Linked DNA regions of Homo sapiens: region 1 is linked to region 2. The links are chromatin loops, found by intact Hi-C in ENCODE. Cell type or tissue: heart left ventricle. All regions are shown on one strand. Links, peaks and the distances in the headings refer to the core of each region. The heading gives the core; the rest is flanking DNA.

The links. Peaks named below come from ENCODE experiments on the same cell type or tissue, not always from the same donor. Only the 100,000 strongest peaks of a DNase experiment are listed, where the experiment ranks them.
Region 1: a loop joins it to region 2, with 11 times the contacts of the local background. A loop is called at or near these places in 71 of 110 quality-filtered maps.

The regions. Positions count from the first base shown.
Region 1 is chr15:56,492,557-56,503,296 of GRCh38, reverse strand. LOC105370832 (a long non-coding RNA gene) reads left to right here. Exons shown (of 4, transcript XR_007064652.1): 2 at 6,224-6,384; 3 at 7,506-7,614. Among named protein-coding and RNA genes, the nearest start is that of MNS1, 33 kb to the right of the region's middle. In heart left ventricle, for the core only: a CTCF peak has its summit at 6,560 (motif pointing left); no DNase peak of the experiment used is centred there.
Region 2 is chr15:56,864,519-56,875,258 of GRCh38, reverse strand. No RefSeq gene overlaps it. Among named protein-coding and RNA genes, the nearest start is that of LINC03065, 17 kb to the left of the region's middle. In heart left ventricle, for the core only: a CTCF peak has its summit at 5,474 (motif pointing right); a DNase peak (open chromatin) is centred at 5,495.

The sequences.
Region 1 (10,740 bases), core at 1,877-9,876, 370 kb after region 2:
ATGGAGAACTTTTTATTATGGCTTTGATCTTATTACTTGTTATTGGTTTGTTAAAGGTTTCTACTTCTTCATGATTTAATCTTGGTGGTTGTATGTGTCTAAGGATTTATCTCTTTCCTCTAGGGTTTCAAATTTGTTGGTGTATAGTTGTTCATAATAATCTCCAATTATTTGTATTTCTGTGATCTCAGTTATATCTCCTTCACTTCTGATTTTATTGATTTGGGTCTTCTCCCTTTTTTTCTTTGGTAGTCTAGGTAAAGGTTTATTGAGTTTGTTGACCTTTAAAAAACCAACTTTTTGTTTCACTGATATTGTGTATTTTTAGTCTTAATCTTATCTAGATTTTTGTATATTATATGTCCATTTCCATTCATTTCAAGAAATTTTTAAATTTCCTTCTTAATTGCTTCATTGACCCAGTGGTTGTTCAGCAGCATATTGTTTAATTTCCACGTGTTTGTATATTTTCCAAGGTTCCTCTTGTTATTGATTTCTAGTTTTATTCCATTGTGTTCAGAAAAGATACTTGTTATAATTTCTTTGTTTTTGAATTTAAGATTTGTGCCCTAAGATATAATCTAGTCTAGCAAATATTCCATATGCTGATGATAATATTGTGCATTCTGCAGAAGTTGGGGGAAATGTTCTAAAAATGTCAGTTAGGCCTAACTGATGTTTCTTTGTTCATTTTCTCTCAGATGATCTGTTCGTTACTGAGAGTAGGGTGTTGAAGTCCCCTACTATTATTGTATTGCAGTCTATCTCTCCCTTTAGATCTATTAATGCTTGCTTTATGTACCTAGGAGCTCTGGTGTTGAGTGCCTAGATATTTATAATTGTTATATCCTCTTGCTAAATTGACCCCTTTATCATTTTATAGTGACCTTATTTGTCTCTCTTTATAGTCTTTGATTTGTAGTTTATTTCATCTGATAGATATTATAGCTACACCTGCTCTTTTATAGTTTTCAGTTGCATGGAACATCTTTTTCTACCCCTTTACTTTCAGTCTATGTGTCTCTTTATAGATGAAGTGAGTTTTTTGTGGGCAGCATATAGTGGGTCTTGTTTCTTTATCCATTCAACCATTGTTTGGCTTTTAATTGGAGAACTGAGTCCATTTATGTTCAATGTTATTATTGATAAACAAGGACTTACTACTGCCATTTTGTTGTTTGTTTCTGGTTGTTTTGTAACTCCTATTTTTTCTTTCTTCCTTACTGTTTTCCTTCATCGTTAAGTAATTTTCTATGGTAGTATGTTTTAATTTGTTGCTTTTTATTTTTAGTAAAGTGATAATAGGTTCTTGCTTTGTGATTTCCATGAGGCTTACAAAAAACATCTTATAGATATCACAAGTTATTTGAAAGAGATGCCAACTTATCTTAGATCATGAAGAAAATAATATAAAAAAAGAAATAATGAAAAAAGTCCTCTATACTTTATTCTCCCCTAACCATTTTGACTTTATTTTCTATCAATTTACATATTTTTATTTTGTCTATCTCTTGTCAGGTTGCTGTAGGCATTATTGTTTTTGATAGATTTGTCTTTTAGACTTTACACTAGACTTAGGAGTGGATTGTACATCATAATTACAGTATTAGAGTCTGCTGGGTTAGTCCATGTACTTAATTTTACCAGTGGGTTTTATACCTTCAAATAGTTTTCTTTTGCACATTAGTGTTTTTTTCTTCTTCCAGATTGAAGAACTCCTTTTATCATTTCTTGTTAGACAGATCTAGTGTTGGTGAATTTTCTCAGCTTTCTTTTGGGGAATACTTTAGCACTTTTTCATATTTGAAGGATAGCTTTGCTGGATACAATATTCTTGCATAGCAGATTTTTTATTCCAGCATTTAAAAAATGTCATCCCTCTTCTTACTGGCCTCTATGGTTTCTATTGAGAAGTCTGTTGGCAGATGAATTGAAGCCCCTTTATATGTTATTTGGTTAAGTTTTATTTTTTTCTCAGTTTTCTTAAGATGGCTATTCTGAATTCTTGGTCAGAGTTCACATATTACCATCTTGTTAGGGTCAGTCACTCATTCCTTGCTTTGCCTATCTGAGGACGTTGTGATTCCCATTTTGCTATTGTTTCTTGTGCATGTATATCTATGTCTTTGCATTGAAGAATTATTTATTGCCATCTTCTCTGTCTGGCTTGTTTTTTTCTTTTTTATTGGATATGTTTGCTTATAGAGTCTTTGTAATTTTCTTGTTGATTTTGTTTTTAAATTTTTATTCCTGCTAGGTTGCTGCTGCTTACCTAGTACTAGATTGAGCCTTAAGCCTAGGTTTGCTTTGGTTCTAGGAAACATTCAGAATGCCACCCATCTAAAATAAGGGAGGTCCCAAAGGGGATATCCTAGTAATGTGGGAAGGCTGGCTTTTGCACAGAGGACCTGTGGAATGGAGCTCCTACAGCACGATGCTGCTGAACAACCTCTGTGACTTGGCATCTCCTTTGGTTGAGTTACAAAGAAGTTTCCAGGGCTGGGAATGGTAGTCCCACTTCCCCCTTTGTCTCTGGCTGTCCTGAGGGATAGTCTCCCTTCAGGTACTGTCAGTGCTTCCTGTGAGTTGAGGCAAGGATAGATCTCCTGCCTGAGAACCCAAGATGGTGGAGAAGCTGATTGTTCACCTCACTCTGACTTTTTTTTCAGTGTAAAAAACCATGAATCAGGGAGAAATTTTTTTGTGTACTTGGTGCTGGGGGGCAGGGAGCAGCATAACAGGTGCTGTACATATGGAAGCCTGATTCTCTTAACATCTTCTCATAGTTTTTTCACTTCTTTGTGGCCCTGGGAACTGTCTCATCCTCATATTTGAGTTCTGGAACTTTGTTGGTGATAATCTTGGCACTGTATATTTGATTTTGGGTTTCTCCGGGGGACAAGGAAATGGAGTGAAACCAGCTTGTTTTGATGCTACATTTGAAACCAGAAGTCCTCTTGATTTTTTTTTTTTCTGAACAAAAGTTGGCCATTCGGACTTAAAATATCTTGATCCAGAGTTGAGTGAGTGTCAATGAATCGAGATTGGACATAGGGCTGGATGAAGTCGGGAGGAGTCGTTTTTGTTGTTGTTTTTAACCTTCTGTATCCAATTTGAAGTATGCTGAGAACTTATCCTTTATAGAGGCATGTGTTTTATTTACAGTCGTTGTGAGAAGAGTGGAAGTGCAGGAAGAAGCAAGTGAGGCTTGGCTGAAGGCTTCTTCACAGTGGATGAGAAAGTTAAAGAAAGTTCTTTCAATTTAGGTTCTATGGGTGGTATATAGACTGGAAAAAGGCAATGTGTATATGTATATGTGAATGTGCAAGTGTGTGTGTGTGCATGTGTGTACCTTTTGTGAACTGGAACACTAGGACATCAAACTACCTTACTTTGGGACATCTTGGACATTGAGAAACACAAAGAGAGGGAATACTTTGTTATCACCTCCAAACTGCTACTGCCTAGATAAAATGAGAAAGCTCTGTGCTTTGGTTGGCAGAAGTGGCTATTTAAATTGGAACCCCCTTTTTTTCATAGTTCATGCTTTGTGTGAACTAATATAAAATTTACCAGAAATGTAAACGAAGGCTACACATTAATGGGTGGTTGAGCCTGCGACTAATATTTTTTAATGCATGTGAGCATTCCTGAGGCTCTCAGAAATATTTTGGGACGTGAACTTTTTAAAAAACCAGATAAAGAGAAGAGGGACTCAGGGCCATTCTAGTTTGGCTATTAAATGTTAATATGACTTGAGTTGTACTCATGGGATGGTGACTTACTGGTTTTTGCTTTGTTTGCAACGAGCTCTTGCTCTGTTGCCCAGGCTGGAGTACAGTGGTAATAATAGCTCACTGCTGCATTCAACTCCTGGGCTAAATTGATCCTCCCATCTCAGCTTCCTGAGTAAGCTGGGACTACAGGCATGCACCACCATGCCCAGCCAATTTTTGTATTTATTTATTTTTTTGTAGAGACAGGATCTCACTATGTTGTCCAGGCTGATCTTAAACTCCTGGCCTCAAGTAACCCTCCCACCTCGGTCTCCCAAAGCTGACATACTGGTTTTTATGTGTGGGTGTATTACCACATTATGTGTATTTGGAAAATAAATATATAACATGTATATCACTTTTTTTTCACAATGGCATACTGCTGTGTTAATCTGCTTCATTTATTCAACAATATGCCATTGATATAGTCTAACAGTCGATGAAAATTTCTAATAATAATCAGAAAGAATTAATACATTTGAAATTTTTAGGTATTCACCCACTACTAGTCTGTCTGATGAGGCCCAATTTCCTTAGCAGGGAAGTTTCCAAACATTTAAATATGCAAATGTATAAAGGCAAATGAGATATCATTTAATTTGTTTATTGTCTTACAGTGAAAGAGAGCAAATGAGCAAGTTGATGCCTTTATGGCAATTATTTTTAGTATGATTTCTTTTGTGCTAAGGTGTAGCTGAAGGCAAACCTCAAATTCTAGCATGAACATGCAGCAGCAATAACATGAATATTTTAGGGGCTATGCGATTCTTTTTGTGGGTTATGGTTGGAAATAAAATTTTAAGTTACAACTCCTTTGGCAAATGTGTAATAAACTACTGGGACTAAGTCAGAATGTGTTTAAGTTCTCAGCCTCAGACCTGTTTCTATGAGACCCAAGTCCTGGGTGTCCAACATTTTCCATAATGTGACCCTCTTTCCTATTATTCTAGATTAATCTTTTACCATTCACCCCACTTAATACAACCCTGCACCTCCCTCTAGTCATATGAACTTACCTGAACAGGACATGTATTTTCATAGTTAAGGAATGTGACCAACTATCTTAAAATACCAGGGCCAGCAAACCTGCAATACAATGGCAGCAGCAGTGACAAACTCAGAGTGACTGGCTGTGCTCAAGAGCAGTGGCCCACACGACTTCGGTCATGGGTTTGATCCGCACCATGGCAGCTCCATTTCTTCTGTGCTTTTCTACCACACTCCACGCTTAACTTCACCTAGTCATCTGTAGACTGGTTCTGTTGGTCAGAATGGGGGCCACATAAAAGCCCTGGCTTCAGCAAATTTCAAAGCCCTGTTCCAATGAACAGTCATGGAAATTCAAAGGGAGATGTTATTATTCTTGAGGAGAACTAACCAATCTCTGTACTAAACCTATTTAAGGATGTTTTCACCCTTCCAAAAAAGAAAACAACAACAAAAAAGTACAGAATGTCTGTGTTTAAGGCATTTCAAGAATTAATGAACCTCATTCTCTTGTTCTTACCCAAGGCACATCGCTGCTTAAAACCACAAAGTGCTGACCTAGCCAGTGGTTCCAGAACCCAGGGCCTCAGCACAGCATTTTAAAGCCTCATCCTCACAGTAAATTACTATTTTAGTGATAGTCCTGGTAACATATGGCAAACGGAAAACACTTTCTGTAGATTAAACAACGTAGTTTTCATTAATGGTTTACTATGTACTTGAGACCTTAAAGAGATTTAACTAATTCTTCATTTGGTACAGTTGCTGCTGAATTATTTAAAACATCTCTTTCCTGCTTTAACTTAGAATTTGCATTAGAAAGTATAATACCAATTAAGACTCCTCCATTGCCTCAAATGCTCTAAAAATAATTGCAAATGAAATCCTAATCACACATACATTTCTTTCCCTGTGACCTCTCGGTTATTGTAAGTTTAAGCAAAATAAATGAACAATACACAGAATTTGCAGACGAAACAGCCAGAAGGTTAGGAAATTACTTATTAAGGTAACGAAAAATTAAAGACTAGTGGATGGCTTTTTGAAGTGCCGGAGACATGTGGTTCAGAGTTCTACATTTAGGTGGAAAACTCAGTGTTTCCATTTGACTAAGATATGTTGAATTATCTCCAGAATTACATAATGTAAAATATAAATGTAACAACTTACACTTATTTACAACCCCAAATTAAAAATGGCGGCTCAGTTGGCTGATTTGAGTTTTATTTACTATGATAAATAATCAAAAGTGAAAATTGGATGCCAGGCATAACTTTGGCTGACCATGTCTTGTTTGCTTATTTTTTGCTTAGCTTGTGTTTCTCTTGCCCCCTCTCCACTTTCTCCTCATGGTATGAAGTTTAAATATTGACTTTAAGCCTGTCTCAGAGGACTTCCTCAAGGTAGACCCAAACTATATCACATTCCTCATAACTACTTCTCTGGTTACCTTCCTAAAGGCAACGTCTACCTAGAATATCTGCTTCTCGCTGCCACATGTTCCTTCCATTCCATTCCATGAAGTCTACTTAACGAGCCCCTTCAGTAGAGAAGTTCTCAACGAATCCCTTCTGGATCCAGGCATTCTGATTACTGTATTATGACTGTGCACTCTACCCAGGTACATGTCAGCTTTCCTAAAATAGTCTGCAAATCTTGTTTTGAGTTACTTTTGTGTTACGACACATTTTCACTTGGGTACATGCCGGCAGATTAGTACACTGTGCTTACCATTTACCACCGAAGAAACGATACTGCTGGACAACAGGGAGCTTAGAATATCAATTTGAATCAGAGTGCCATCTACTGGTACAAATGCTACAATACTATCAGCAGGATTACATGATGCTCGATAAGCATTCAATATGTTTACACCCACACATACACATGAATTGTTCTCACAGTTTGATTAAATAATAAGGAATATGCTATATATATAAAATGAATACTTTGCTATCACCTTTAGTAATATCTATGTTTTTGAAAAACATACAATGATGACATGAGAAAATATTTCCATTTGGATCCTCTAAACAAAACTGTCATCTCCAAAAGATGGGTGTGAATTCTGGACTATTCCCTCTGGTTATTTTGTAACTTAGATTTTTAAATATTTATTGAAAATCATATTTGAAATAAGGAACTGAAACAATGTACAATGAAATGTCTAAATGACATTAAGTTCCTAAACAAGTAGCATTGTGTTGTGAAGAAAACTAGTTTTTGTTTTTATTTAAATCCAGGAACTTAGTTCTTTTATAAGGTGAGCCATCCCTACAGGACTGACTACACCTTTATGTCACGAATGGCTGAGAAAGCGTGATTTCTCAGCACAAAGGAATGTGGAAGGACTTTATAAAAGATCAATATTAAAAACATTTAATCTCTGCTTGTCAGGGTAACATCTTAGCCTATTAAATATTTTCTCAAACCCTTTAATAAATCCAATATTTTTACTCATTCTAAATAAAATTTCCTTGTGGGTAGATTTAAATAAAATGCATAGAAGTACGTCTGTAAATTAAGAGAAAACTTTTTTGCGCTCACATAGAGGCTGATTTGGATAGCATGGAATCATTGGCAACCAAACAGATGCCCTCATCTATAGCCCAGAGACAGCTCTCAGGTGTACAGAGAACATTTCATTTCCAACAGAGAGGTGAACTTAGAACTTGTCACTGATTTTTGCACCCTCTTAATCTTCCTGTTTATTCTGTGCTTCATTAAAGTCAATCTCCACAGGGCAGACTGTCATCTGAGCCCGGCCTGTCCTGCTGTCTGCTCTCTCCAGAGAGCATCCTTCATCCTGATAAACAGGCTGCGAGCTGGACATGTGACTGAGCTCCTTAAGGTAAATAGACTACAGAGAGTTGTTCCTTCCATGCTGGCTCAACAGAATTTGATAAGCAGAATCATTGACGTGTGCATCATAGTGGAGACAATGCTTTTCCAAAAGATGGGGTTTCAAAGTTACTGTTGTGAAAGAAATAGAGGATATTTATGTTTATCTTTGTGTCACACCATGCCTTTAAACGCTGTATTAGCTAGTGTCATTCATCTGCCAAGTGTCTCCCTCAGGATTCAGCATCATTTATAGAATGTCTTTGCATGCCAGTTCTGGGCTAGGCACTGAAGATGTAAAGACTTATATGGGGAGGGAAAATGGTGGCCATGGTAGGAAACATAGCAAAGCTCTCTTGGGAAGCCATAAAGCATGCCATATTAACAATGCCAGCCTGTGTGCTGAGTGTAGGGTGTGCCTGTTTGTTGGACTCGCAGATCATGTTATTCCAGAGCAATTGCTTTATCTGGATGAAAGGGCAAAACCGGGGCCTGAGACTGGTTTCCAGGCAGCACTGTTCACCATGTCTCATGTTGACAGATAAAGCACAAACTTACCTCTGAGGATCCATGGCTTTCTGTCTTACCTATTAAACCAGACCTCGACCAGACTCTGGGGAATGAAAGTCTAATCTCTCAGGTAGAAGGGCTTAAAGGAATCTTATATCCCTGAACTGAGGACAGTTAAGTTTCTATGACCACCAGCTGAGTACTGGAATTACTTTTCCAACAGCTGGATGATGGGAACTCTGAACAAGATACCCCAAGTGTCATGGCAAGGGTAAAGCCTCAGATTGTGGGTGGCCCCATAAGAAGTGGGGAGCTTTCATCCCAGTTGATCAGGGCAAGGAAGGTCTGTGTTTGACAAGTGGAAAGCATTGTAATGAAACTTGTTCCTACTTAGCTGAGAAGGAGGGTGTAGTCACGGAGGACTCTCAGCCAGCCCAGCCCAGTTTTCTCAGTTTATGAGAAACAAAAATCCAAGAAGTGTCCTGATGGTTGTCCCTTCTCAATAACTACTGCAATTTCTGCTTGGGAGGCATAACCAACAACAAGAAAACCAGGACAGCTCTAGGAGATGGGTCACTGCAGGCTCCAGGCCCAGGGCAGGGCATCAAGGGCAAGGGCTGCAACATCAGTAGGGCTGCCATCCTGTGCACATCCTACCCATCTTCAAAGCTTAGTGTAACCAACTACTCTCCCTTTTAGCTCTCCCTTCCCTCCCTGGACCACATGCAGCTCTCCCTCTTCTGATCTCCTCTTACAATGTGGTACAATTAAGCAATTTATTATATTAGTCTCATAGTCTAATTGTTCCTTCTATGTTGTGTTACCACAATGAGATCACAATTGTGTCTTTCATTTCTTTGAAATCAGAACACACAAGATCAGATATGTGGTAGGTATTTAATACTTAACCTAAATTAGAGAATCAGAAAAATGACTTTGGGGAAACATTTATATAGCTTCTGCCTTTAACACAATAGAAAACAGATCCAGAGAACTGCTGCTCTATTTGTTCTACAAGCATCTAGTGAAACTTCCAAGCCACTGTGCTGGGTGCTGTAGGGGGAGACAGAGATGCCCAAGAAAGGAGCACTGGCCTCACAGACCTTTCAGTGAGGCATGAGAAAGAGTACGTGTGCACCAGTTATCAAAGATGGAAACCCATGTGGAAGGTGAAAACAAGGCTGTGGAATCTCAGGTGAGGGAGGTAGTGGGTCAGCTGAGAGACTCAGATGATTTTATGGAGACAGTGGCACCTGAACCCAATCTTGAAGGATTTGATATGTGGGGTTTGGGGAAGAGTACCCAAGTTTGAATGCATTTTGGCCTTTACCAAGCTTTAAGTCCAATTTAAAACCAGACCACAGAGTCATATGTGCCAACTGTGATTGTGGCTACAATTCATGCTGAGTGCTATAGTTTGAATGTTCCTCCCTGACCCACCAAAGTTAACATGTTGAAAGCTTGATTCCCAAAGCAATGGTGTTGGGTGATGAGGCCTAATGGGAAGTGTTTGGATCATGGGGGCTCTGCCCTCATGAATGAATTAATGCGGTTATGGCAGGAGCATGTTCCTTATAAAAAGACGAGTTTGGTCCCTCTCTCTCTGTCCTTCTACCATGTTATGACACAGCAAGAAGGCCCTGGTCAGATGTCAACACCTTGATCTTGGACTTGCCAGCATCTAGGAATATGAGACATAAATTTCTGCTTTTAGCCAGTCTTCTCAGGTATGCTATGTTATAGCAGCGCAAAACAGACTAAGACACTGAGCCTCCAGAGGGCTTACTGAAAGAACACTTTGATCTGCCTGAATTGGAGCTCTTCTTGATGTGGCCAACCCCAGCTCCCCCATAGAAAGAAAGCTGCCTCTCTTCTTGTTTCTAAATTTCACTAGTCCCCTATTATCCACACCCCACAAGTGCAGGGAAGCTTCCAGTCCCACTCTCCTTTGGCAGAGTCAGGCAGAGACAGGGCACTGACCCCACCTGGTCTCGCCCCAGCACGTTAGACCGTGTGTTTACTCTACCTGCTGCAGTCCTGGCCCCCACTCTATTTTATGTAGGGTTCAAACTGTGCTCCTGGAGTCTGGGCATGAGTGCTGGCCACTTCTCTCTCAATTCAGCCCATACTCTGCCTCTAGAGTTTGCACTTCATCTGGAGGGATGCCAGGTGGAGCCTATTTCTGAGAAAAGCCACAGTGGTTGAGCAGTTCAGACAGCACAGACAGGAGCAACCTAGCCCTCTGCAGCTCAGACCTCTCCTCTTAATTCCTTACTCTTCCTTGGGGTTGGCTTTCCACAGCCCTCCAGCCTGAACAGCAGGTTCCAGACAAGTCAGGACACCCTTGTTTTCTCTCCCTGATGCTGCCTGGAACTCTGTCCTGCCCCACCTCTAGGAGTAGCAGCTCCAGCCTTGTTCTTGATTCTGCTCATCTGGCTCACCCTCACTGGGCATCTCTAGTGGCCAAAGAAAGTCTCCACGCAATATCCTTTTTTTTTATTTCTGTTTGCTTGCTTTTATCTCCCTTTTCTTATTCCCTTAGGATTTAGAGGGAGAGGAAAAGCATGAGGGTGCCAGGACAGCAGTATGGGAGGCACAGAGGAGTACTGGATAATGCACTGCTTTT
Region 2 (10,740 bases), core at 1,441-9,440:
AATATAAATAATTTTCCTTTAGTAAATTCAGAATTCATGACAATAGGAGCCCTAACATTGAGATTTAAAAAAAAACACAAAACCTTCAGCATATATGACATTGACATTTTGTAGAATATTTCCTTTTTTAAAATATAATGTTCATTATTTGGGATTTGTCTAATGTTTCCTCATGATTACATTCAAGTTCTGCATATCTAGCCAGAATGCTTCATAAGTGATACTGTGTCTTTCTTAGGGAATCACATTTACAAGTTCATACAGTATGTCTGTAATATCAATTCATCATCTGGTCAAGACTGCTAATCCTTTTTTTTTAACACATGCATTTAAATGTCTCTACTTTTCTCATTTATCATCGCATCATTATTATCCACCTCAAATAATATAGTAGGCTTCATTTTTGTTGCCTCCTGTTTCAGCCCCCCATGACTACCAACTAAAAGGTAAGCATCACAGAGGCAAGGATGTTTGCCTGTTGTTTTCATGGATATAATATATTCCAAATGTGTGTACAGTGCCTACCACATATTTACTGAATGCATGAATGAACAGATGATGATTCAGATTAGTAGATTATTGGATAACAGAGAATTTGTGTCCTTTATGACAGAACATTATTTTAATTTTTTAGAGACGAGATCTCACTATGTTTCGCAGGCTGGTCTTGAACTCCTGAGCTAAAGCAATCTTCCTGCCTTGGCCACCCAAAGTGTTGGGATTACAGGCATGAGCCACCGTGCCTAGCTGTGCCTAATTTATAAATTACATTTTATCATGGATACATATATATTTAGGAAAAACGCAGCATGTATGGGGTTTGGTACTATCCACGGTCTCAGGCATCCACTGGGGGTCTTGGAATGTATCACCCTCAGATAAGGAGGGACTACTACTACAAAATAATAGCCTTACTATTTTTTCCATTTCTCTGTACATTTATAATTGACAGTAAGAGAGCTTTCATGTTTTGACAAACATTTTAAAGGTCACAGGATAGTCATAATTGTTCCATTGATTATTATTATTATTATTTTTTAAGACAGAGTCTTGCTCTGTCACCAGGCTGGAGTGCAGTGGCATGATTTCAGCTCACTGCAACTTCTGCCTCCCAGGTTCAAGCAATTCCCCTGCCTCAGCCTCCCAAGTAGCTGGGATTACAGGCACGTGCCACCATGCCCGGCTAATGTTTTGTATTTTAGTAGAGACGGGGTTTCACCATGTTGGCCAAGATTGTCTCCATCTCCTGACCTCGTGATCCACCTGCCTTGGCCTCCCAAAGTGCTGGGATTACAGGCATGAGCCACCGCGCCCGGCCTCCATTATTAAAATCACTTTGCACAGTTTCAGCTTGCACTCTCATTTTTATGGTTCTGCACTGCCTGCACTCCCTGCATTCAAGGGAAGGTGCAAGTTAAATGCTTAAAAATGAAAACCAGAATGTTCTTACCATAGACTGATCTGAAGAAAATGAAGAACCACTGATTCTAGATGATAAGCTGTAGACATTAGCCTCCCATTTGGATCAATCCCAAATCTATATCTCCAGCTTGAGTTTCCAAGTGACTTTTGGTCATTCTACCAGCACTTAGTATGCAATACATCCAAAACTGAACTTCATCCTAACCCTCCCACCTACCAAAAAGCACCAAGCAACTTGATTCTCTGTCATTGAGTATCGGTTAGGATTAGTTTTGATGGCTAAACAGAGACCTGAAATAACAGCAGCTTAAGCAAAGTAAAGATTAATTTTTCTATCAAAATAAAACTCTAGGGTTAGGCAACCCAGTTGCTAATTAACCCAGGGCTAATTCCAGTATGAAGAATCACCAATTATCAGGAATCTAGGCCTTTCCTATTTTTTGTTCTATAATCCTTACCATGAAGCTTTTTTATCTTCAAGTTACCTCATGGTCACAAACCAGCTGTGGGCGCTTTAACCTTGACATTCCAGGCAGAAAGAAGAAAGGTAAAGAAAAAGTGCTGCCACCCTGCTATTCAATATACTTTAGAGAGCTCTCACGGATGCCCCATTCCAAAATGTCTGCTTATGTCTTATTAGACAATCCTATCTGTAATGGAGACAGAGAAATGTGGTTTTTAGCTGGGCATGTTGCTATCTTTTATATTAATGCTATATAGGTCAGTTACATAGAAAATGGGTAGAATGAATATTAGGCAAGCAATTAGTGGTCTCTTGTCAGACATCTTTAATGATCCTACTATTCACCTAGTCATCAAGCCAGAGACTTGGGGATTATCTGAGACTCTTCTCTCTCCCTCACTGCCCATATCCAAGGTTAGTTTATTATACTTTCTAAATATCTTTCGCATTTGGAACTCCACTTTTTTCTCTGATGCTCTATTGCCTAGAATAGTACATGACACAGATTGTTGACATTTATAAATGTTTGTAAAATTCTGATTCAATAGCTACTTTTCCTACATCTGGGGGAAGTTATCTCAGTGAACTTTACATCAGAGTCTTCAAACAATATTCAAAGAACATTCCTATTATATTATAAAGTGTAATTTCTGAAGTTCTTTAAGTTACAAAGCAATTTCCTATTCTCCGATACTAGTGGGAATTGAATTAGTTATTCAGTTTCAACAATATGAAACGTACTCCCCTCTCTGATATTTAATGTTTCTTAATTGTATAACTTTGTCTGTTAGTAGCTCCTGTCTCTTACACTCTGTCCTCCAGAAGTCCTCTATGGGACTTCCCTCAACATGCCCATTAGTGCATGAGTGTGTGCATGTGTGCGCACACACACACACACACACTGATGGCCTCAAGAATCTTGTTCCTTATGAAGTCAAAATGTCAAACATCTCAGTGGCAGGTAAGAAAAACAGTAACTCTCTCCCTGCTGAGCCACCTGCTGAATATTCCATATGCCAGGTGCTAATTTTAGGAGAAAGAAAGGAAAGTTTAAAAATGTATTCTCTTCTCACTGCTCAGCAAAAGCCTCCTTTCCTTTTCTTCTCAAGCAGCTGCAGCAGAAGCTTACGTGAATGCAAAATACAAGCGGTATTAGAAACAAGGCGTAATTTAAAAGATTTCACCAGATGACTTAAACAAATAAACCTGTTGGGTTAAGCTTATTGTTCTGGAGAGACTAAACACTGTGACTGGCCTTGGATTGATGGAATTCACTGGAATAGAGCAGGGATGACAAATTGGGATAAAATATTTGGCAGTTGTACTTTGTCTGAGGACAAATGACCAGCTTACTTTAAATTCATTTTCTGCAGCTGGTGAGTGGGTGGCCAGTTCTGCATCATACCTATTGTAGCCGAGTAAGTAACATTTCTTGACTTTGACAGGCTGCTCTCATTTGATTAGATATTTTACAAAACAATGTATTCTGCAGATCATTTTCAAAATGTTTTTCTTTCTCCAATTCCCATTCTGGTATAAATGAAGACCTCTGCAAGCTCTGAACATGCTCAGAGAATGGGTTGTTTTGACAAGCTGGAAAATAGACTATTTGCCAGCAATCTGCAAGCCAGAGCTTTAATAGTAGTCATATTACAAATGGTATTTTATCTTTGTCTTTACCATATTCCTTTATAGCTCTAAATATTTTATTTGCTGAAATAATTTATTTGAACACAGCAGCATTGGAGTGGGCAGTGAGAGCAAAAACACAAAGACCATTGTTGCAATTTCTTACTGCATTTGACATCATAATTTTATTCATTTGCTTTTTCAAACTAAAATTTCATGCAAAGTTGATGCCATTTCAACATGAATATGATTCTATATAGTAAGTTGAATGTGTAGAAATTCAGATATCTGGAAGTTATGAAACAAGGAATCAATTAGGTATACAAAAGCCGATGACTCACTATAGAAATATTCTTGGTCTCCTGTGCTGTGTATTAGCAACCATGGCCTACCCCAATTCCCATTTCCTTTAGTTGTGGAAGTTCTTGTGACTGCTTCTCCCTATGTTTATTTACTGCTCTTTTTTTCTTTTTTTTAATCAGTGCCTCTGTGATGTTTTCTCATCTCCTAACATTTCTGTTTACTCATTCTAGAAGCTAGACATCTGCAGAAAGTGCTAGCTAATCAGTTAAGAATTATTCTTTATCCCTTTAGCATTTGTGTTAAATGTAAATGTAATCCTAGACATTTTATACTTTAATTTGGGGGCTTATTCTGGAGATTTATTATTATTTTGTCAGTAATTATATTTGGAACTTTTCTTTCATTCTTAAATCTGATTTTATTTTTATTATTTATATATTCTTTTGAGACAAGGTCTCACTTGGTGCCCAGACTGGAGTGCAGTGGTGCGACCTTGGTTCACTGCAACCTCCACCTCTGCCTCCTGGCTCAAGCGATCCTTCTGCCTTAGCCTCCCAAGTTACTAGAACTACAGGTGTGCGCCACTAGGCCCTGCTAATTTTTGTATTTTTGGTGGGGGTAGAGACAGGGTTTTGCCATATTGCCCAGGCTGGTCTTGAACTCTTGGGCTTAAGTGATCCACCTGCTTGGGCCTTGCAAAGTGCTGGGATTACAGGCGTGAACCACTGCACTTGGCCCAAATCTGACTTTATGATTGAAGATAGATCTTCCTAAGAGACTGCTTTTTCCCATAAAAATAATTATATTAGGAAGAGCAAATAAAAATTTAAATAAAAGGAGCCTCTAATTGACCTTCAATTGATAGTCACAATTTTGCAAAGGAGAAGAGTCTATCAGCTCTCTCATTCCTACCTGACATCTTCCCCACTTACTGCAACATGGTCTTGGGCCAGTTATTTAACATTTCTGAGCCTCAATTCCCTTATCTGTGAAATGTGGATAAGAATAGTACCTACCACTAGGGTGGTTATAAGGATTAAGAGTTAATGTGTACAGGCCGGGCGCAGTGGCTGACGCCTGTAATCCCTGCACTTTGGGAGGCCGAGGTGGGCGGATCATGAGGTCAGGAGATTGAGACCATCCTGGATAACATGGTGAAACCCTGTCTCTACTAAAAATACAAAAAAAAAAAAAAAATTAGCCAAGCATGGTGGCAGGCATCTGTAGTCCCAGCTACTCAGGAGGCTGAGGCAGGAGAATGGCGTGAACCCGGGAGGCAGAGCTTGCAGTGAGTCGAGATAGCTCCCCTGCACTCCAGCCTGGGTGACAGAGCGAGACTCCGTCTCAAAAGAAAAAAAAAAAATTAAATAAAGAGTTAATGTGTACAAAGTGCGATGAACCACACCTGGCACCTAATAAAAGTTCCAAAAAATATTAGCTATTGTTATTGTCAAATTACCTCTATATAGATACATTTTCCTATCCTTTCCACTTTTCTTTCTCCTTCCCACATCAGCTTGTGAGAGAACAAGTCACTTCTAAGGATGCTAGGAGATTAGGAAGTGTGACCTGAAGCTGTGGTCACAGTCTAATCGTTTTGATAAACCCAAATGTTTAAATCCCAAAGAAAAAAAGTTCACCAAGACTGCCATATTGTACAACTCCAGGGGGCGCCATCCACCTGGTAGTCAGAGTGACTGCTGTTCCTGAAATTGTGCAGTGGACAATCCATGCAGCTATACATGGTAGCTCTGCATCCCACCATTCAATTACTTTGTTTATTTTCTTCACAATTCATTGTTTTCTGTTTCACGTAAAGTTATGTGTGCATAATGACATTTCAGTCAATGATGGACTGTGGACTGTGTTTAGGGTGGTGGTCCCATAAGATTATAATACAGCATTTTAACTATGCCTTTTCTATGGTTAGCTATGTTTAGAAACACAAATACTTACACTGTGTTATAATTGCCTACAGTATTCAGTACAGTAACATGCTGTCCAGGTTTGAAGCCTCGGAGCAATAGGCTATAACATATAGCCTAGGTGTGTGGTGGGTTATATCATCTAGGTTTGTGTAAATACATTCTATGATGTTCACACAATGACGAAATCACCTAGTCAGGGATTTTTCAGAATGCATCCCTATCGTTAATGCATGAATGTATGTGTAGTTATATACATTCACTGTATGACACACACACATAAAGCTTATCCATTGTTTTCCTTATACAAGTCTTTTTTTTTTCTTTCTGAAGGTGTTGACATTCAACTGGGAGTTATGTGTTTGTGTGCATCAAGGTTTATATTCACACCTACATGAAGTATTAATAGTGATAGAAAAACGTAAGAAGTAAAGAATAAATTACATTCAACTGTGTTGAAAATGCTCATAATTTATAAACATGATTGCTTTTTCTTCCCTCTATGAGATGATTACAAGTGGCTCAAAGCAAAGGATGTGAATAGAATCAAAATATTTAATTAATTGACCATTGAAGTGATAGGGGCTGATAGTAGATTTCCTGTCACTAAATGAAAGACATAGTCAAGCTGGGATAAATGTGATTGGCCAAATATCTCCACGACGTGTATGTCCGCTTTCTGTCATGTGTCTGTGGACACTGCCGGTGATTTGAATCAATATAACATTTTTTATTATTGTAAATAAAATGCTTCATTTAGTTCTTTCTCTGACATGAGGAAAAATTGTTCTCTGATGAACTACTTCAAGAAATATCCATTGAATTTTGAATACTGTGACAGTTTTATTTGAATTTATGACCAGTAATAGAACTACATACAGGTGGTACTGAGTTTCTACAAGATCCTCACTGTCATTTAAGCAACACAGATGTTTCCTTTATTCTTAATGAGTTAATCCCACTGCCATTCAAGCACAAGGAAGAAGGAGAAGGCGCCCAAAGGCCTATGTACCTAAAGGGAGTAGAATAAGCATAAAGCCTAGCTAATCTACAAATTTGATAATTCACCCTTGAATAATTGAAAATTTGATATATTTGCATTAGGAATGTGTAAATCAAGAGCACTGAAGTTCAACACATGCTGCGCTAAAATTAAAACAGTACTCAGATGGACTGAACCATGATTTATGATGTGCTTTTTTCAGTCCTTGGCATAGAATTTCCCTACTTACAAAAGAATCACAATGGAAAATACATAAAACTAGCTTTCCCTCTTGAGATGAATATTCTGCATATAATAATCTCTTGCTTCTTAAGTTACCATTCAGTTCACTTCAACAGTCATCTACTGAGCACCTTATTATGCTATTTCTGAAGATTCAAGGACGAATAAAACATAATCCCTGTTCTTAAGTTGTTTTCTCTTAATCCAAAGGATTGAAATAAAGTCAAGTGATCAAGGTACTGGGTTGGGGAGGCATGAAATAAGGTGTGAAAGGACGTATGGCAGACATTTGGGTCTTATTCTTTATAGCACTTTTTTTAGTAATCACTGGCAAATTGTTCTCCTACCCAGATTGCCTTCCCCTGTCTTTGTCAGCTCTTAGTATTGTCAACCTATCTTGTCTTGGGTTTAATAAAATATTCATCTAATAAATATGTGTGTTAAACTCTTAATGTACAAGTAACTTTTTAAGTGTTGTCAGTGACACAAAGTGATTGTCTTACAGCTGCTCACAATTTTCAATATTGTTTGAAAAGATAGTCACAGGAACTAACCCCCAAACAAGTCAAATGATGATTAACTTTATCATAGGATTATACATTGCACTCAATAGTGACAATGTAAAGTCAGAGTTCAGTGTGGAGAATCAGGTTCTTGACCAAGATTACACCACTGGTAAGCAGCAGAGCTGGGGTTTGAGACCAGGTCTGCCTATTGCCAACACCAGCATTCTTTTCACTTTAAAATTGCAACACAAAATAACATCATAAACATCAGTGCTTATCACAGACATATGCAAGGTTAAAATTGTTTTCAGCATTTTATGTGGAACTTTTACTTATTGTTATACTTTTGATCTATTGAGTGTCTTTTAGGGCCTTTTTCACACTCTAGTCTGTCCCCCCACCTAGAGGAGAACTCCTTTCTTTAGGATGCAGTGGAAAGAAACATGGACACTGAAGTATATCGCTGGTTATGTAGAGCAGGGGTCCTCAATCCCTGGGCCATGGACAAACTTTTCCCCCATCTGTGGAAAAATTGTCTTCCATGAAACCAGCCCTTGGTGCCAAAAAGGCTGGGGAATGCTAACATAGCGTCTTCAGTTTTCTCATCCATAAAAACCTCGCAGGGTTGTGGTAGAGATTAAAAGAAATAATTAATGCAAAGTCTCTAGCATAGCATGTCACTGACAGACCACTCTGGAAAGGTGAGTCATCTTCCCTTGAATTAAGAGAAAATATGCCTTTAAGTCCATCTGAGACAATACATTACAGCTGACAAGGACTGGAGGCCTATCTTGTTTACCTCCGTTGTTGCCCAGAGTGGAGCATGGAAATGCAGTGCGCTGATACTCTTTTCTCAAGGTCATATTGACAAATGTAAGCAGAAGTTTGATCATGTTTCTGTTCCTGTTTCTAGAGAAGTGACAACCTACTCCTAAAACATATTAAATAACTGGTCTGGATTTGGGGGAGTGTTATCCACATTTAATAGTTTCAATAATAAGATTGTGGGAAAATAATTGGCCTTCTGTAATTATTAATGATGTTGAACAACTTTTTATTGGTTTATTTGAAATTTATATTTTTTCCAGTGATTTGTCTGTTAATGTTCTTTGTCGTTTACTTAGTAATTTGCAGGAACTCTTGATAGATTATGGAATTTAATTTTTTTTTTTTGTGACGGAGTCTCGCTCTGTTGCCCAGGCTGGAGTGCAGTGGCGCGATCTTGGTTCACTGCGACCTCAGGCCTCCCAGGTTCAAGTGATTCTCCTTTCTCCTTTCTCAGCCTCCCAAGTAGCTGGGACTACAGGCATGCACCACTTGCCTGGCTAATTTTTTGTATTTCTTAGTAGAGCTGGGATTTCACCATGTTGGCCAGGCTGATCTGGAACTCCTGACCTCATGTGATCCACTCGCCTCTGCTTCCCAAAGTGCTAGGATTACAGGGGTGAGCCATGCCATCTGGCCTGTTGGTATATCTTTTAAATATAGCTTGTCTTCGAAAGATATATTGCATATCTTTTAGTTAGTTTAGGTTATCTTTTCCATACATGAATTCTAAATTTTTATGTAGCCCAATCTGCCAAATCTGACATGCCCTGTGAAACTCTCTACAATTCAAGGCTATATATATTTCTTCCATGTCCTAGCACCATTTGTTCAAAACAGTATACTTTCTCCTCTAAATTGCCTTTTCACCTTTGTCAAAAATCTGTTGTCTATATATGTATGCATGGTTTTATTTCTGGACTCCATCCTGTGCCAATGATTTCTTTGTCAATCTTTATTATCAATAGCACATTGTATTGGTTACTGTAGCTTTACGATATGTGTTGAAATCAGGTAGCATTAGCTCTCCAAATTTTTTGTTCTTTTTTGAAATTGTTTTGGCGATTGTAGATCCTTTGCATTTCCACATGAATTTTATTATCAGCCTGTCAAATTCTGCCAAAAGGCCTGCTTGAGATGGAAATGAATGTACAGCTCAAATTGGGAAGAATTGACATCTTAACCATATTGAGCCTCCTGAAGCATGAAAAAGGTATATCTCTTCATTTATTCAGATTTTCTTTAATCAGTGTCAGTAATGTTTTGTTGTTTCCAGTATGCAGGATTCTTACATCTTTGGTCAGATTTATCCCTAAATGTTTTCTAGTTTTTGGTGTTATTATAAATGATATTGTTTTAATTTTTTTTTATTTTCACTTGTTCATTAGTGGTAAATAGAAATACAATTGATTTTTTAATACATTAATTTTGTATCCTGCATGCTTGCTAAACTCATTATTAGTTCTAGTACCTGTTTTGTAGATTCTTTAGGATTTCCTACATAGATGGTCATGTTGTCTTCAAATAATGACAGTTCTACTTCTTTCTTTTCCATCTGGATGCCTTTAATTTCTTTTTCTTGCTTACAACCTCCAGTTAAATGTTTAATGGAGGTGGTGAGAGCAGACATACTTGTCTTTTTCTCAATCTTAGAGGAAAGCTTTAATTTTTACAAGTATGATGCTAGCTGTAGGTTTTTGTTTTTGTTTTTATAGATGCTGTTTATTAGATTGAGTATTCTCTTTTATACCTAGTTCGCTGAGAGTTTTTTTTAATCAGAAACCGATGTTGGATTTTTTCGAAGGCTTTATTCGTGTCTATTGAGACTATCATATGCTTTTCTTTTTAAATTAGTGTTTATATGGTGTCTTATATAATTTTTTTGAAAGTAAAACAACTTTGAATTCCTGGTATAGACCTAACTCAGTCATGATGTTTTATCCTTTTTAAATATTGATTGATTTGCTAAATTTTGTTTAGCATTTTGCATCTGTGTTCATGAGGGATATTGGTTTGTAAATTTCTTTTTTCGTTATGTGTCTGTGTGGTTCTAATATCAGGGTAATGGAGAACTCACAGAATTAGTTGGAAAGTATTTCCTTTTCAATTTTTTGGAAATTTGTGAAGAATTAGAATTATTCATTAACTGTTCATTCATGAATGTAACATTCATTAAATGTTTGGTGGAATTCACCAATAAAGCCATCTGGATCAGAGTTTTCTTTGTGGGAAGGTTTTTAACTGAAAATTTTGTTTCTTTAATAGATATACATATTTTTGTTTTGTTGTTTTATTTTTGAGATGCAATCTCAGCTCACTGCAACGTCTGCCTCTTGGGTTCAAGCGATCCTACTGCCTCAACGTCCCAAGTAGCTGGGACTGCAGGCACTCACCATCATGCCCTGCTAATTTTTGTTTATTTTTAGTAGAGTCGGGGTTTCA